Regions from separate parts of the Homo sapiens genome. Here region 2 is linked to region 1. Evidence: chromatin loops called from intact Hi-C (ENCODE). Cell type or tissue: MCF 10A. All regions are shown on one strand.

What was found. Hi-C counts contacts between places; a loop is a spot of excess contacts. Peaks named below come from ENCODE experiments on the same cell type or tissue, not always from the same donor. Only the 100,000 strongest peaks of a DNase experiment are listed, where the experiment ranks them.
Region 2: it touches region 1 in a loop (6-fold over the local background); 2 of 110 quality-filtered maps call a loop at or near these places.

The regions. Positions count from the first base shown.
Region 1 is chr14:57,747,302-57,749,801 of GRCh38, reverse strand. The region is part of intron 1 of SLC35F4 (solute carrier family 35 member F4); the gene reads left to right. Among named protein-coding and RNA genes, the nearest start is that of SLC35F4, 120 kb to the left of the region's middle. In MCF 10A, no CTCF peak of the experiment used is centred here; DNase peaks (open chromatin) are centred at 341 and 1,301.
Region 2 is chr14:57,832,513-57,835,012 of GRCh38, reverse strand. All of the region lies in intron 1 of SLC35F4 (solute carrier family 35 member F4), which reads left to right. Among named protein-coding and RNA genes, the nearest start is that of SLC35F4, 32 kb to the left of the region's middle. In MCF 10A, no CTCF peak of the experiment used is centred here; a DNase peak (open chromatin) is centred at 1,522.

The DNA of each region.
Region 1 (2,500 bases):
ACATGCCCACTCTCTATGAAATAATTAAACATGTTAAGAACTGACCTTGGTGAAAGAACAGCATAGTTGGTGTCATGGTCACTAGTCTGAGGACACCTTGATAAGTCCCCAAAGGAGGCTCTATAGGGCTTGGGCAGCTTCTGAGAGGCTGGTCACCTTGTATCTGCCCTGTACCAGGGACAAATGGGAAGCAGAGTACATTTATTACACCTTTAAACTTCAACTGCAAAGCCTAGTGCTTTTTAAGCTATCTGTAGGGAAAGACCCATTTGTTTTTTTTTTAAACCCGTCACAGACCCATGCATGGTACTGCTGTGTATGATCAGTATGTATTGAGTCATGTGGGAGTCACCCTGCAAGTTTGGCATTCTGCACTGGCCGTTGTTTTGTTTAATGAGACAAATCCGCTGATCATTCACTTGGATGTCACATTAATGTCAAATTGCTATGAAAGTTTCTGAATGGTTACTCCCAATTTTTATACTTAAGTTGCAGTCTGGTAACAGATACTTTGGGTGGCACTGTCCTGTCCTATCGTGATCCTATCCCCAAACAAAAAGGATGACAACAGCAGTAAAATTTAATGAGAATAAAATTTCAATCACAAAAAAAAGGACATTTGGAGAGTATTCATACCAACCTGTTTCTACTGTCCTGTGTTTTATATATAATTCTTGGCATCACGGAGTTGAATATTGATGTCAGGCATATCTATTAGTATATTTGAACCCAAGCTCAGCTGCTTACCAGCTCTGTATCTGTTGGATAAGTTTTTCTCTGGGCCTTTGTATCTTCATCTGTAAAATGTGAACCTTCAGACCCACAACAGAGTTAAGATGAAGGTGAAATACCTTGTGTTTGTGAAGTACCTAGCACAGTGCCTAGGTAGGAGCTAGTAAAGAGGTTTGTTTGATATTGTCTATTTTGGAATTTACAGTCTAAACTTTGCAATTTTAGTTGACTCTATATGCAGCTATACACATGGCTTTTCTCTACACTATACACATTGCTTTTCTCCTCTAATTCCAAAATAGCCTTTCCATTTGAGCTTGGACTAGATTCATTATATTTAGATGCAACAATTCTAATTGTACCTTAATTTAAAAGTTCTGGATATCTTCAGGCCTAGTTTTAAGTAAAATATACACTCTAGACAGAATGCTGAAATAAGACAAAGGTTCTCAAAACTTAGTACTGTATAAATAAAAATTTCTTTGGTATCTTGTTAAAATGCAGATTTCCAGATCCAGTCTTTGGCATCTCTGACTCATGACTCAGCTGTTGTTGAGTGAGGCCCTGTTTAAGCAATACCTGGCCCCCACTTGCAGATGATTCTGATGCAGGTGGTTCCTGAATCATACCTTTAAAAAAAACCCACTGTAGCTATAAAAGGGTAGTGTGAGGGATCCCTGTATTGAAACTGTTCTATATCTTGACTGTGGCGGTAAATATATGAACCTATACATGTGATAAAAATTGAGTAGACTAAATACACACATACATACACACCATCTGGATTGTCAATATACCATGGAAGCAGTCCCAGAATTCAGTATTTGGGGCTCCAATAGTCTATATTCTTGATTTTTCTAACCTACCAGTGAAAAACTCAAGACAGTTTTTCTGTATTAAACCAAAAAATTAACCAACTGCTGGCTTAGTCAAGCTGGCTTCATTAGATTTCTATGATGTTTTCTTGGTCATGTATAGAGTTCTACAACTTGAGCCTAAAAATAAAATGCTTTCAATTTTCCATGTGCAGGCACTCCATCATTTTTAGTTAAGTGGATGGATTAAATGTACTGTTTAAGTACACTGGGGAAAGTAAATGCTCCTAAAAGTGAATTGCTTTCTTTACTGAAATAGACTTTTGTTCTTGAAGCCTAGGCAAGACATTCTTTTCTATCAATAATTTAAATCTAACTAAGAACATTCAGGGATTTTGGGCCTCTGCCTTTGGCAGCTGTCATTTTCATGTGAATATGTCAGCTTTTATACAATTAACTTGTATATAATTATGCAAAAAGTAGTTGGAGTTGAATATTTAATGACATCAAGAAATTACTATAAATGTTTTTAGGTAGCATAATAGTATTGCAGCTAGGTATAAGAATAGAATTCTAATCTTTTAAAGAGATATTCTGAAGTATTGATGGTTGAAGTGATGTAATGAAATGAGATTTGCTTCAAAATAATCCAGAAGCAGGGAAGTAGTTAGCAGAATAGATGGAGCAAGATTGCCCAAGGGTTGCCAATTGTTGGAGCTGGATGGTGGGTACATTAGGGTTCACAATACCATACTGGGGGTTCATCATACCCTTTTCTTTACTCTTGCATCCTATTTGAAATGTTTCATATGAAAATATTTTTAAAAGGTAGTCAAAATTAGAAACACCCTTAGTAATATACTTAAGACATAGTCCAATCTTTTGGTTATGTTTATTGCAAAGGTAGGCTAACCCAGCAAATACTTCACGTTTTCATTCAATTTGTCACTGAG
Region 2 (2,500 bases), 85 kb before region 1:
CTGTTACCCAGGCTGGAGTGCAGTGGTGCGATCTCGGCCCACTGCAATCTCTGCCTTCTGGGTTCAAGCAATTCTCCTGCCTCAGCCTCCTGAGTAGCTGAGATTACAGGCATGCACCACCATACCTAGTTAATTTTTGTAGTTTTAGTAGAGATGGGGTTTCGCCATGCTGGCCATGCTGGCCATGCTGGTCTCGAACTCCTGACCTCAGGTGATCCGCCTACCTCGGCCTCCTAAAGTGTTAGGATTACAGGCATGAGCCACTGTGCCCGGCCTATTTTGGTTCTCTGAGAAGCAATTTTTATACTGACATGCTGGATAGGAAGGATTTGATCTAAAAATAACATTGTTCTTTCATCATACTGGGACTTCCATTAAGTGAATGACGGTTTAGTTATACCATTGTCCTTTCTAACACCTGTCCTAATATCTCCCCTCCCTTCACTGGCAACAGAAATTAGGTACCAGTTCTACTGAGATGTTTTGCAATTGTCATCATTTTACTTTGTAAGCAAAAAGCATGTTTTTCTTTGTATTTCAAACTAAGGAATGCATGATTACCACTTTGGACCTCCTTGTGAGCATAAGATTTTACACTATTTGCACTGTAATAATTTATGACATTTTTATAGCTTACTGTTAGGGCTTGTACAAAGTAGAAGGAATGAATCTGTAGAGAAAAAAGAAAAAAATGAACACACCAATGTGCTGTAGTTATTCAGTGAAGTGCAAAATCTTGCAGGAGTTAGTTTTGTTTGAAACAGATTTTACTTCTCAGTACCCACTCTTTCTCAATTTTTACCAACTCAGTCCTTTTGGTGTTGACATTTTGTACTCTGGAGTTTTAAGATGTCATGCTTCATGACTTGTTCTCTGGGAAAGTGTTTCTTCTTGAAATGTCGGGTTGCTCTCATCTTAGGTGGAGTTTGGGGTCAGCCTTTGTTATTATTTTAATTTATAGACTTTTAATAATGAGGGTTGTTTCATTTGTGTTTCACTTAATTCAGCACAAGGTTTTGTAAATAGCCTCAGATTTATTTTAACATGTGAAGAGAGGGAACAAAAAGATTCCTATGGTAAAATTAAACATTTTCTCAAATTGAGGCTGTTGCTTGGTTTCTGTTCTTGTTAACGTGCATTTAAAAAATTATTTTCTGTGAAGCTAGTCTTCATAAAGGTGATTTGTGAATATATGAAAATGCAAGAGATGCACTAAAGTTGCAGTCTCCATGGTATATTTAAATATGCCAACAGCTACCCTAATGAGCAAATTTAGCATTTATCCAAATTGGAAAGCCAACGGGAGATTAGCTATGGCCATGGCTGGAGTCTGTATTCAAATATTCATTTGATATTGGTTGTAACTCCGGTGTATCCTCCTGATGTTGTGGATAGATTTATGCCTGTCAATTGAGGAGAGCATTTCTCACTCTCTGATATGCATCTGAGTCACCCAGGGGAGGTTTTTTGAAGTGAATGTCTCCCAGGCCTTGAGCCCCAGAGATTCTGAGTCAGTCATTCTGGGACAGAGCCCAGTCTTCTGTGTTTTGATTCATCAGAATCACCTGGGGAGCTTTTACAACATACCGATGGCTGGGCTCTATCCCAAAACACTGACTCAGATCCTCTGGGGGTGCAAAGCCTGGGTAATCTGTACTGATTTTCAGAAAAGAATGAAAATACCAAAATTATCTAGCAGAGATGGTCCTTTACAAGCATCATTTAATGTCACAGGATGTGCAGAGCTAGGGATAGGGTTAAGGTAATCTCATTAGGGACCGTGAAAGAATATGAGAATTCTGTCTGTCTTTAGTGAGATTGCCTTGCGATTAGATGATAACAAGGATGATGATGGTGACAATGACAACAACGTGACAGTAAGCTTTATACCAGTCATGCTTTTACTAGCTCTAAATAGAGAACTTTTGTTCTTGTTCTTTATGCATATGTGATTTTAGTTTGCCTAATTAATGTTATTTCAGGGACACCTGCTCTCGTGTTCCTACAATATTTATCATTAAAGAAATGAACAAATTCTCTAGCAATTATGAGGACTTGGAAAGAATAAAAGTACCCTGGGTCGTGTTGGCTAGGCTGACAGAAAATAATACCTGAAATATTTCACCACGTTTTCTCAAGGGCAAATTTACTGTAATGTGAAAAAATTTTTTATCAGTGAGTGTAATTTTACACATGAATTACAGTTCCAGCATTCTATTTTCAATTGCTATGTTTACTGCATCAGAAATGTATAGGGAATTTGTGTTCTCTTTTCCCTCATCTCATTTGTAGAGCCAGAACATGCAAAAATTGGAGTTGGTAAAAGTATTGTGCTAGGAAGATCAGGACTTTAGTTATCATTCTCTGTTTATTGTTTCTAATAAATTGTATTGTATATATTTGAGGTTTACAACACAATGTTATGGGATACATATAGATAGTAAAATAGTCCTGTCATAAAGCAAATTAACATGTCTATCATCTCACATAGTTACTTCTT